Linked DNA regions of Homo sapiens: region 2 is linked to region 1. Evidence: chromatin loops called from intact Hi-C (ENCODE). Cell type or tissue: sigmoid colon. All regions are shown on one strand. Each heading gives the region's core, and the rest is flanking DNA. Links, peaks and the distances in the headings are about the cores only. Region 1 has its middle 24 kb from the start of FANCC. Region 2 overlaps PTCH1 (patched 1).

Evidence for each region. Peaks named below come from ENCODE experiments on the same cell type or tissue, not always from the same donor. Only the 100,000 strongest peaks of a DNase experiment are listed, where the experiment ranks them.
Region 2: it touches region 1 in a loop (2.4-fold over the local background); 1 of 110 quality-filtered maps calls a loop at or near these places.

What each region holds. Positions count from the first base shown.
Region 1 is chr9:95,338,071-95,345,902 of GRCh38, reverse strand. No RefSeq gene overlaps it. Among named protein-coding and RNA genes, the nearest start is that of FANCC, 24 kb to the right of the region's middle. RefSeq lists enhancers at 3,107-3,608, 3,895-4,396. In sigmoid colon, for the core only: a CTCF peak has its summit at 4,103; no DNase peak of the experiment used is centred there.
Region 2 is chr9:95,447,926-95,453,374 of GRCh38, reverse strand. It overlaps PTCH1 (patched 1), which reads left to right. Exons shown (of 24, transcript NM_000264.5): 21 at 3,435-3,534; 22 at 4,052-4,306. Among named protein-coding and RNA genes, the nearest start is that of PTCH1, 59 kb to the left of the region's middle. RefSeq lists an enhancer at 4,844-5,449. In sigmoid colon, for the core only: no CTCF peak of the experiment used is centred there; a DNase peak (open chromatin) is centred at 2,554.

The DNA of each region.
Region 1 (7,832 bases), core at 2,140-6,139:
CTACTGAAAATACAAAATTTAGGCCGGGCGCAGTCGCTCACGCCTATAATCCCAGCACTTTGGGAGGCCGAGGCTGGTGGATCACGAGGTCAGGAGATCGAGACCATCCTGGCTAACATGGTAAAACCCCATCTCTACTAAAAAATACAAAAAATTAGCCAGGCATGGTGGCACGCGCCTGTAGTCCCAGCTACTCAGGAGGCTGAGGCAGGAGAATGGCATGAACCCGGGAGGCAGAGCTTGCAGTAAGCCGAGATAGCGCCACTGCACTCCAGCCTGGGCGACAGAGCAAGACTCTGTCTCAAAAAAAAAAAAGAAAAAGAAAATACAAAATTTAGCCTGGCTTGGTGGTACATGCCTGTAATCCCAGCTACTCAGGAGGCTGAGGCAGGAGAATCACCTGAACCTGGGAGGCGGAGTTTGCAGTGAGCTGAGATGGTGCCACTGCACTCCAGCCTGGGCGACAGAGCAAGACTCTGTCTTAAAAAAAAAAAAAAGTAGGATGCATATTAAATATATTAGAATAGCATAGCTTCTTATGGGAGATCAGGGGAATGCAAGAGGAGAATGGAGGATAAAAGGGAATTGATGAATAAATAAAAACAAGATGGAGCCTGAAAGGACCAACAATGGTTTGCACTAGAAGCAGGAAACGGAACTCTCTGGACCCGAGGTCCAGCCTAAATCACCATCAGCTCATTCTTATCACTGTCATCAGTTTAAGATGAAAAAATACTGGACTGAGAAACTGTGATATTGTGAAATATATGTTTGGTCTTCAACCCTATTTCCTGGCACACAGCTCCTAAAATTCTTAGAATCTCCAAAGTGCTGACTTTTTGTATGCTAATGATTGACTGGAGGCTGGCAGCCCCTGGATAACTACAAGATGGGTCTGGTCACCAGAAAGACCAAGGCAGGGGTAGGATTGGGACTTTCAGCACCACCCCCTGACTTCTGGGGAGGGGAGAGGGACACCTCCCACAAAGTTGAGTCAATCACCAGTGGCCAATGATGTAATCAATCATGGTTACATAACGAAGCTTCCATAAAAACCCAGTATGACAGGGTTTGGAGAGCCTCCTGATAGCTGAACACATGGAGGTTCTTGGAGGTTGGTGCACTTGGGGAGGGCATAGAAGCTCTTTGTCTCTTTCCACATACCTTGCCCTAAGCATCCTTCATCTGCATCTTTTGTAATATCCTTTGTTAAAAAAGAAAAAAAAAAAAACTGGTGACGGCGGGGCATGGTGGCTCACACTTATGATCCCAGCACTTTGGGAGGCCAAAGCAGGTGGATCACTTGAGGTCAGGAGTTCGAGACCAGCGTGGTCAAAATGGTAAAACACCGCCTATACTAAAAATACAAAAAATAAAAAATAAAAAAAAAAGCCTGGTTGTGGTGGTACATGCCTGTAATCCCAGCTACTCAGGAGGCTGAGGTGGGAGGATCGCTTGAACCTGGGAGACGGAGGCTGCAGTGAGCGGAGATCATGCCACTGCACTCCAGCCTGGGAGATAGAGTGAGACCCCATCTCAAAAACACAAACAAATAAAAAACTGGTAACATGTTTCCTTGAGTTTTGTGAGCTGCTCTCACAAATTAATCAAGCCCAGAAAGGGAGCCATGGGAACCCCAATTTGGAACTGGTCCGAAGTTCCGGAGTAGAAGGGGGGTCTTAACGGGACAGAGTTCTCAACCTGTGGGATCTGAGGCTATCTATCTCCAGGAAGATAATATCAGAATTGAGTTATAGGACACCCAGCTGGTGTCTTCTGCAGAACTGATGACTAGCTTGATGTGTAGCGGCAACCCCACACGACTGATCACGGAAGTATCCTGTGTTGATTGTTGTCATAGGAGAGCAGAGGAAACACAGTTTGTGGGCTTTTTGGTTTTGTTTTATTTGGAATTAACAGACTCCTACTTTTGAACTGTGCAACACTGAGCAGATCATTTCTACTCTGTAAGCATCTGTTTCATAGTCTGTCAATGGGAATGAGTATTGCCCTCACCACAGAGATTAAAACATGAGATAAAGTGAGACAGTGTATGTGAGAGTTATTTCTAAACCACAGGGATTATCTGCAGAGATTACCTTGTTATTAAGCTCCTGGACCAGACTGAAGTCCAACATATAATAGTGGAATTGGGGTTTGGGGATGGGGAGTCTAAAACGAGGAGGAAGGAAGTAGGGGCCCACCTCTGTGATCCTGCCCATTAACTGGTCCTTCTGACCTTGCTCAAAATGTCCCTCCCCAAGGTGCTCCCACCACAGAGCTGGCTCAGTGCTTCCCACAAACAGGGCAGAATGCCTAGAATAGGGGCCACACACACAAATAACTTTCAGGGCTCAGTCACATAGCAGATATGGCAAGATTGAAAGGTTTATGTCATAGTATAGCTTGTGAATGCAGAGAAAATGGGTATCTTAGCTGGGTTACCCACAAATGGACCTTGAGATGAGCTTTTGTGTGCAAGGCATTTATTGAGGAGGGGCTCCCTAAGGAAATCAGTCAGGAGATAGAGGGAAAAGGATGGGAAGGGGATGAAACAAAGCAACAGAACAATTTCAGAGTCTGCAGCCTGCAGGCTCCAGGAGCCCAGTTTTCCAAAGCAAGTCACAGCAGGGCCTGAGCCTCAGAACAAAAGCACACAGAAGCTAAAAGAGGGGGCATCTGACACAATTCGTGTAAAATGTTTAACAGGAGTGAGGACATACCACCAAATTAATGCATCTTCTTTATTTTGACTCAGTTTAATCTGATCTTCGTCATGAGCCTCCACCCATTGGTTCAATGGCACAGGGGTGGAAAGGGAGTTAAAAAATTAACTATTAGTTCTATCTGGTTTAAAGATTGTAGCATGTTCCCTTAATCTCATCAGTGTCTTTAGTTATTGCTCAGTCTTCTCATAGATACAAATATTCCCTTTCTCAGTTATCCTTCATCCCCCTTGCTCTCTGTCCGAGGCGGTATCTTGAGAGAAGGGGAGTAGAGTGTGCCTCACACAGGTCCTGTGGTGACGCAGAAGGGCTGGGTCTCCGCGGAGGCACCTTCCACTTCTTGGCCTCTGGGGAGGGGCCCTGCCCTGACTGTTTGCAGGCTGCCTGGATGTCCCCGACCCGTGCTCGGTCTGTCAGTTTGGTCCCAGTCTGGGGTCACCCTCTCTGACTTGTCATCACGTTGGCCTCCACTGGCTGTAGACACAGGGCCTGTTCTATGTATCCGTTCCATCTTCCTGCCCAGCAGTTACAGGTCCATTTTCTGTCGACTCACTCCGACCATCAACTTTCGATTCACCAGTTTGCTGTGGGGAACCCCAGATTGTAGCAAAATACCTGTAACATAAAATTAGTCATTTTAACCATTTTAAGTGTGCAATTTGGTAGCATTATTAGATTCACAGTGTTGTACAACCATCACCACTACCTATTTCTAAAAATTTTCAACTCCCCAAATAGAAATTTCCCTAGTTACCTCCTTCCCCCCAGCACCCGGTCACCACTAATCTACTTCCTGTCTCTATGAGCTTGCCTATTCTAGATGTTTCATATAAAAGGAGTCAAAAATTTGTCATTTTTGTATCTGGCTCATTTCACTTATAATGTTTTCACAATTCATCCATGTAGCATGTATCAGAATTTTGTTCTTCTTGATATGTCAACTTAAAATCATTTCTTCTTCTTCTTCTTATTATTATTATTTGAGACAGAGTCTCACTCTGTCACCCAGGCTGGAGTGCAGTGGCATGATCTTGGCTCACTGCAACCCCCACCTTCCGGGTTCAAGCCATTCTCTTGCCTCAGCCTCCCAAGTAGCTGGGATTACAGGCATGCTCCACCATGCCCAGCGAATTTTTATATTTTTAGTAGAGATGGGGTTTCACCATGTTGGTCAGGCTGGTCTCAAACTCCTGACCTCAAGTGATCCTCCCACCCCAGCCTCCCAAAGTGCTGGGATTACAGGCTTGAGCCACTGCACCTGGCCTAAAATCACATATCCTAAAATTTGGGAAGGAGACTTTCTTATAAAGGCTTACAGTGTGCGAAGTGGTCATTCTGACAGGCTGGGAAGGGTGCCCTCTGGCTGAGATTGTTAGCAGGCACTTTGAAGAAGGAGGGGCTGGGGCAGGAACATTATGCTGAACTGGTTGGTTAAACATACATATTCAACAGGCCACAAGATGAGCTATGAATATTCATGAGGGGAGTCACACCTGTATGTGATAAGCAAACATGCATGTTACATGTGACCTGTGTTCATTTTGGGGTGGAGACTTAATGTTCAAATGCATTACAATTAGTCCCTATATATCAGAAAGTGAAGCAGGGACAGGATGGCACTCACGTGTGCAGCCTCTGTAAACCGGCCAGAACCAAGCCATGGCTGGTGGTCTTCTTATCAGGAGAAAGTTACTAAAATTGGTCTCTTGTCCAGTCACAGCTGTGGTTCTGGCTGGTGGAATGGGAGAGTGGGTGTGGGACTGGGACTTTGGCGGTCATTGCCTGGCTGTCAGCTGTGGATGAGCTGCAAATTGTTTTAATATTGCTTATTTCAAGGCCAGTGCTTGTTTAACTGCTAGAGAAAAAGAAAAGAATTCATGGCCGTTAGAATATAGTTTATTTTTTAAGTGTAGGGGTGAGTGATTTAACCCTCACCTGGCATGGCCTTAGATCCTGCTTATAATTTGGTTCCTTATACCACAGAGAGTCCATTCTGTCAGTCTTATGAGCTCCATTTTCACGTGAATGCTGGTCAGTTGTGTCTAAATTGCACAAGGCGGGGGTGTATAACGAGGCATGGCCAACCTCCCATCCCTTCATGGCAGGGAACTCGGTTTTTAAGATTTCTCTGGGGTGCCTTTGGCCAAGAGGGGATCAGTTCAGTTGGTTGGGGAGCTTAGGATTTTATTTTTCCTTTACATATGGTTGAATTATATTCCATTGTATGTATATACCATATTTAATTTATCTATTCACCTGTGAGTAGAAACAAAGGTTGTTGCCATCTTTTGGCTAATGTGAATAATGATGCAATAAACCTTAATGTTTGAGTCCCTATGTCTAATTATTTTGAGTGTATACCTAGGAGTGAAACTGCTGGGTCATATGGTAACTCTATGTTTAGCTTTTAGAGGAATTGCCAGACTGCTTTTCACAGCATCTGAACAACTTTATATTCCTACCAGCAATGTATGAGGTTCTGATTTCTCCACATTTTTACCAATACTGTTATTTTGGTTATAGCCATTCTAATAGGTGTGAAGTGGTATCTTACTGTGGGTTTTTCTTTTTCTTTTCTTCCTCTGCTTTTTTTTTTTTTTTTCTTTTTTTTTGAGACAGGGTCTCACTCTGTCACCCAGGCTGGAGTGTAGTGGCACAAATACTGCTCACTGCAGCCTCAGCCTCCTGGGCTCCAGCAATCCTTCCACTTCGACCTCCCCAAGTACTGGGATTATAGGTGTGAGCCTCCTCACCTGACCTCATTACAGTTTTGATATGCATTTCCATAATGATTAGTGATGTTGAGAATCTTTTCATGTGGTCATTGTCCATTTGTATATCTTTGTAGAAATGTCTATTTATGCCCTTTGCACATTTTAAAATTGAGTTGTTTATCTTTTTTGTCAGAGACAGATTTTTTTTCTTTTTTTTTTGAGACGGAGTCTCGCTCTGTCGCCCAGGCTGGAGTGCAGTGGCGCGATCTCGGCTCACTGCAAGCTCCGCCTCCCGGGTTCACGCCGTTCTCCTGCCTCAGCCTCTCGTGTAGCTGGGACTACAGGCGCCCGCCACCACGCCCGGCTAATTTTTTGTATTTTTAGTACAGACAGCGTTTCACCGTGTTAGCCAGGATGGTCTCGATCTCCTGCTCTCGTGATCCGCCTGCCTCGGCCTCCCAAAGTGCTGGGATTACAGGCGTGAGCCACTGTGCCCGGCCATGTATACATATTTCAAAGCAATATGTTATACACGATAAATAGGCACAACTTCTATTTGTCAATTAAAAAATGCATTTAAAAATTTTAAAAAGAGGCTGGGCGAAGTGCCTCACACCTGTAATCCCTACACTTCGACAGGCCAAAGTGGGAGGATTGCTTGAGCCCAGGAGGTCGAGGCTGCAGTGAGGTATGATTTCACCACTGCACTCTGACCTGGGCAACCAGAGTGAGACCTTATCTCTTTTATTTTTTATTTTTTAAATTTATTTATTTATTTTTTTGAGACGGAGTCTCACTCTGTCGCCCAGGCTGAAGTGCAATGGCGCGATCTCCGCTGACTGCAAGCTCCGCCTCCCAGGTTCACACCATTCTCCTGCCTCAGCCTCCCGAGTAGCTGGGACTACAGGCGCCGGCCACCGCGCCTGGCTAATTTTTTGTATTTTTAGTAGAGACGGAGTTTCACTGTGTTTGCCAGGATGGACTGGATCTCCTGACCTCATGATCCACCCGCCTCGGCCTCCCAAAGTGCTGGGATTTAAGAGACCTTGTCTCTTAAAAAAAGTTAAAAAAAAAAAACCCCAAAAAACTAAATTTATTTGTTTGCCACGGTTTGGAGCATTAAAACGACCAGTAGCCTTAGAGTTACAAGGTGGTTCAAGATCTGGTTTTGCAACCCACGAGTTGCTATGGTCTGAATGTTTAAGTCCTCACAAACTTCGTGTGTTAAAATCTTTACCTGCGAGGTGATGGTATTAGGGGGTGAAGCCCTTGGGAGGCAATTAGGTCATGAGAGCAGAGCCCTCATTAATGGGATTAGTGACCTTAATGAAACAGGCCTAAAAGAGAGCCCTTGCCCCTTCCACCATGTGAGGTTAGAGTGAGAAGACAACCATCTATGAGGATGCAGGGCCCTTGACAGATGCAATGAACCTGCTGTTGCCTTGGTCTTGGACTTCCTAGCATACAGAACTGTGAGAAATAGATTTCTATTGTTTATAACTACCCCTCCCTCACCAAAAAAGAAGATGATAAATACATTCAGCTGCATTTTCTTGTCCTGAACCTGGAGAAGTTACCTCATTTTTTTCGCTGGGTATTCTTTTGTAATCGAAATCTCCTTCCACTCATTTTAAAGAATGCCTCTGAGATTTGGAAAGGCAAAAGAGAAATCATGTTAATAATTTTCAAAATGCTATTTCCATGATATGTGAAATTGTTATGGGCTCTTCGGGGTGTCGTTTTTCTGGCCAGAAGCCTCTGTGGCCTGTGGCACCTTTGCTTGAGTTTTGCTTGGGCCTGCTGGGCTCGTTTTGCCCACTCAGCCTGGCAGGCTGTGCTCAGCTCACGCTACTGGCCTGGATGCCATGCCTGCCAAGGGTGAGTCAGGTGTGGAAGGGTGAGGGGTGTGTAAGTGAACGTGGGATCTTGCCACCGCACACAGACATGCCAGCTGCTATAGCTGGTTGGTCAGCTCCAGGTGCCAGCATGGGTGCTGGTTCTCTGCAAGGCTGCAGCCAGACTGGCACTGGGGAACATGTTGGCGCCTGGAAGCTTGGAGACAACAGGGACCGCAGGGCCCCAAAGAGGGAGTCACAGCCTTGGCTTGGGAAGCTCCTAGGTCTGGGATCCTGGAAGGGCCACAGCGACCCTTTGTTCCTTCTCTTCCCCCACAATGTGGTGAAGAAGGGGCATGTCTCAGTCCTGTTTGTGTTACAGCTCTTTTAGTCTTGCCATTTGGTGGGTCCCAAGTTCTTGTCCTGTGACCAGGAAGAATGAGGTATACAGACAAGTGGAGGGTGACCAAGACGAAGAGGAGCTTTATTGAGTGCTAGAACAGCTCAGAGAAAACCTGCAGGGGCAGCTCCTTTCACAGCCAAGGGGTCCTGATGAG
Region 2 (5,449 bases), core at 978-4,977, 110 kb before region 1:
GTGGATCAGAAGGTCAAGGAGTTCAAGACCAGCCTGGCCAAGATGGTGAAACTCATCTCCACTCAAAATACAAAAATTAGCCGGGCGTGGTGGTGGGTGCCTGTAATCCCAGCTACTTGGGAGGCTGAGGCAGAGAATTGCTCGAACCCGGGAGGCGGAGGTTGCAGTGAGCTGAGATTGCGCCACTACACTCCAGCCTGGGTGACAGAGCGAGATTCTGTCTCAAAAAAAAAAATATTGTTATTAGCTCAGGTGATCTTCGTTGCTTATTTCCTTCTGTATCTGGTAGATTGCAGCACCTCGTCATCGTGACTCTGCTTTCTTTTGAACTTGTTAACGTAGAGATATTCGGAGGTATAAAGACAAGCTCTCTTCTAGAGCTGTCTTGGGGAGTATCTTGAAAACAGAAGGTAAAGGATTTGGGGCTGGCAGCAAAGACAACTCTGCAGCTTGAAGCCAAAGGATCACCCAATAGGTGGCCCATTATTGTCTCGGGTTAGAAACACTGCAGAAAGAAATGCCACATTTGACCTACGCTCCCTCTCCTTCAAACTGTAGAAAGGAAAACTTAAAAATACCTAAAATTGTCACCTGACTTTATTCTTTTAAGAAGTGAAAATGACGTGCTCAGATTTCATATTCGAGTCCCCACAATTAGGAAGCATTTAGCATTGGACTTTGGTGTCAACTCTTGGGAATCTAAGCCTAGTTTGGATCTCAAGGCAAGTCGTTTCCAGTTGATTTAATTAAGAATATGACTTTGTGAAATATAAAAGAACAGTGAGTTTTCCTTTTGAAAAGAATTTGAGAACTGCAGAGGAGGAAACCACTTGCTTCTTTGAGCAGCCTCCATGGCTTTGTGAGGGACCTGCTCTTGGATAGAACTCTGCTACTTTATGGAGCTCTAAGGCCAGAATCACCAATAAGTAAAAGATAGTCCAGGATTAGAACCATGACAGGGCAGAACCAGATGTGAGAAATGATTGGTTTGTTTGGCACGCTTCAGTACTGAGAGGTTGTGTGTGTGTGTGTGTGTGTGTGTGTGTCAGAGAGAGAGATACGCTTCTTATCTTCAAGTAAAAAGAAGAGGGTTTCAACTAGAAGTTTTAGCCAAAGTTTTATTACGGGAAAGAGATGAGTCCATTGGTTGGCCTGTGGCATAGCCCACTGGGCAATTTGGCATCATGGAGGCCGCCTTCTTAGAATGAGTGCCAAGCTTGCTTATTGTAGTTTTTGCATAGAGTGAATGGTGAAGTGGAATCGCTGTAGACCAGCGCTTCTCACACCGATGTGCTGAGGAATCATCTGAGGGTCTAAGTGCAGGGCCGATTTCGGGGGGCGGGAGGTGGGATGAGGGCTGGGTCTGCATCTCCAGCTACCTCCCTGCAATGTCCATGGAGCTAGACTTCTCAGCACAAACTACTGCTAAGCCAGCAAGCCAGTTCCTAAATTCCTGTTTGCCAATACCAAGTAGAGAGTTGCCCAACTGAGTTAAATGTTTTGGTCTGTGTTTTATTTTAGTTCTTAGTTTGATTTTAGCTTTTCCTTTGTTCTTAGTATACACTTTTTCAGGCACTAACGTTATCATTATGATATAAAAGCTCAATGTCAAGTAGAGTTTCTTTTGCATATTTACTTTCTCGTTTAACACAAATATAACAAGCACCCCATAAGTGCCATTTGCACAACAGCAAATAATGGGGACCCCCATATCCCTCTGTGTAGCCTAAGGTCTTTTAGGGGAGAGACAAGTTCACAGGCAAAACCAGGGGAAATGCAAGGTGTGCTGGGGTCTCATGAGTTACAGGAGGGTCTCGCTCAGCCTTGTGGGGGATGCTGAATGAGGAAACTTAGCCTGAATTAGAGCCCCCAGCTGGAAACCTGGCAGCTGGAATCCCAGCGCTCTCCTCTCAGCCGGGGTTGTTCCCGCCCAGAAATATCAGGGTTCCTCTTTCAAGCACTTAAAAGGGCTTCCCATTTTCTAGGATGGGATGGATTAACCTGATAAAGGCCTCACCAAGGTCAAATAAATGAGCAGACACTGTATATGCTAAGCCGTCAGAAATCTAATTGGCCTGTTTATGCTTCAGCTAGATGGATGGGATGCAAATGTCTTAATGTGGCTGCTGATACATGCCCCAGCCGAAAGTTCCAGCAGTTTACATTAGACCAAGACATTGGCTGCTTGGTTTTTACTAATGTAGTTCAGAAGTTTCTAGTGTTTACAATAGCTGTGAGGTATTTGTATTTTTATGGGGATTCTCTCTCCTTTCATCTGATGTCAAAACATATATAGACATGGCAGCACTGGTTGCCTGTTCCATTTTATGAACCAGAGGACCATTAACAGATAGATATCTTGCCCCCCCCTTCCCAGAACATCCTGAGCCTCTCCCCTACCCCAGCCCACTTCCATCAGAGTTGCCCTAGAAATCATTAGTTCCAGAAACGCATCCCTGCGTGGAGTCTGTGCCCTCCAGCCATGCAGAGTGTCTGCCAGAGGCTGTCCCTGGCTGACAGGTTTACCTTGGTATTCATGAAGGATTCCAGACCTTAGCCCTCAATGGTGGGAAAGCAGAACTACTTCTGCACTCTCCTCCTCTGCCATGGTGCTGCGGCCTTTATGTTTGAATTGGCTGACGCAAAACAAGAGTATTCAGAGATGCTAAATTGTTCAACAAAAGATTGGCCCGCAGAGCAGCCCCGCCATTGTGGAGTGCCCTCACCCAGCACAATGCCCCAGCTCCCACAGAATGGGCAGCATTTTCTTTGCAGAAAGCTGGTTCCTGTGTTCTAAAAAGGTTGCAATTGGAGCTATTTGGTAAAACTGGAACTCACAGAATTCTAGGCAGAAAGTTGTGATTAATGAAAGGCCAGGGAAAGCCTTACCTGATATGCTAGAGACTTAATTAGAGATTCTGCCGTAAGATGCAGAAGCATTTCACAGTGGATTAGCAGCCTGCAGAAGTGGGCTGCTTTTCCTCCTGGGCTAAATTGTTTAAATTCTACACCCTTCACTTCATTTGTTTGCTTCTGCTGGGTTTTCACGAGCGGGGCCCCTCGGCATTGTGTTTGTGCTTTCAGTCTGCCCAGCCATTCAGGTCGCATTCCATATTTTTGTGTTTGTGTAACACATTCATAAATAACATTACATGCCATCAGAGTTCAGCAAATTAACAAACTAATTTTTTTTTTCTTCCCTTCATGAACTAACACTTTGGGTTGTGGAATGTAGTCCTCAAAGTCATAAGGTAAAGAAACAAAAAGCAAAAACTCACCTTGTGTTGAATGTGAACTGCGGTTGGATAACAGCCTTTTCAGTGGGGTGGGTTTTGTTCATTTCTGGCGTTGCCATGCTGCTGTGTCGGGCACACGGAGGGTGGCGCGATCCACCCTGTCACAGCGCGTGTTCCCGTTTCCTCTTGATCTCCCAGGTATTTCTTTGCTGTGCTGGCGATCCTCACCATCCTCGGCGTTCTCAATGGGCTGGTTTTGCTTCCCGTGCTTTTGTCTTTCTTTGGACCATATCCTGAGGTCAGTAGTGACACGGGGATGTCCCACGTGTAGGCCGGCTGAATGCTGTGTTTCCTGTGCCGCTCTTCACTTCGATACTTAGGTGCCTCCCCACTTGCTGGTGGTTCTTCAGTAAACATCTCAGAGTCATGTCTGTTTTCCTCTTCGGTGTACTGGCTTTGAGGGCTAGAGGGCGGGTTCGGTTTGGTTCCTCTAAATCAACTGATTGGCAGCCTGGGTCTTACAGATCTTTATACAGTAAATGAAGACTTTCCCCTTGAGATGCATAATTGGACTTCACAAGAGTAAAAAGTACACATCCTGCCTTTCCAGTGTGGAGCAGAGGACAGTTCTTCTGCTCCAGCTGCGGGACCTGAAGGTCCTCCAGGTGGTAGAGAAGGGGAGGTTAATACGGCACAGTGCGCAGGGCCCCAGGGCAGGGAACAGAGGCCCCTGAAAAATACCGTGCTTTGAGCTTTGAGTGTGGCCAGCAGGTAAATGGACAAGAACACTTTTAACATGGAATCCCCTTAAATAGGTGTCTCCAGCCAACGGCTTGAACCGCCTGCCCACACCCTCCCCTGAGCCACCCCCCAGCGTGGTCCGCTTCGCCATGCCGCCCGGCCACACGCACAGCGGGTCTGATTCCTCCGACTCGGAGTATAGTTCCCAGACGACAGTGTCAGGCCTCAGCGAGGAGCTTCGGCACTACGAGGCCCAGCAGGGCGCGGGAGGCCCTGCCCACCAAGTGATCGTGGAAGCCACAGAAAACCCCGTCTTCGCCCACTCCACTGTAAGTGACTCTGCAGAACCAGGGGGAGGGGTCTTCCCACCGTGGTAGTGGGCCTGGAGGTCCAGCGGGGGCTCCTGTCTGCTGAGCAGCACATCACACAGGCAGATGGGATGCAGAGATAAGGTACAGACTAGGTCAAATCATAGGAAATAACCAGTATTTAACTCTTTCTCAACTATACAAATGCCATCTTCCTGTGGTTTGATCTCATAAAGGATAAAAAGGGCAGGGGCCAGTAATGTCACTGCACAAAGCAGTAGCATCTATCTTGTTCAGGGTGAGGACAGTTTGGGCTTCAAAGGCCAGAGATAAAGCATTCCTGCCTTTTTTTTTTTTTTCCTCTTAAGGTGCATGTCATTTGAGAGTGATATTTTCTAAAACTAGTAGTATTTTTATTGCCAACAGAGGTCAGGTTTTTTCCTTCTCTCATTTCTGTTAGGTTTCAATGCCCTTGATACAACATTCATTATTATTGTCTAAATACTTTACCATAGCTTTTGGGGCTCCAAGCTCATGTTCCAGGTGGCAGGAAAGAGCAGAGAGGCCAAGAACCACCCCTGAGTTCTTAGCCTTCAGTGATTCAGGAGGTCACCAGGAGCCTGGGAGCCCCTCCTCGGAGGCTCCAAGGACCTGGGTCCTTTCCTCCACCCTGTGCTCCCTGGGATGGGCTCAGCCCTGAAAACTCAAGGAAGGTTCTGGGCTGATGTTGCTCCACTGAGGGCCCCCTGCTGTCCCTCCAGGAAATGGGTATTCCAGTCCCAGGCCAGAGCAGCCCTTCCGTGAAAGAGAGAAAGGCCAACCAAATAACCTGAATTGTCCTCCTCCTACCCCCCGCGACGACGCCCGCTGAGCTGCAGTGTGAATCTGGTTTTGTTCAGCAGGAGCCTAAAAATAGGTACAAGCTGAACGACTTTGAAGTTGGTCACGGTCCTTTTGATTGATGTGGCCACTGTGTTGCTCTGTGCTTTGTATAGAGACGCAGAGACCAGATTCTTAACAATCAGATGGAACAGGCTGCCCGCCACAGCCCTCCGCAGTGACGAAAATGCCCTCTCTGCTTTCCAGGATGGGAGCCACCGGCCACACGTGGCTGTGGAGCACTTGAAATGTGGCCGGGGCTACCGAGGAGCTGGATTTTGGATT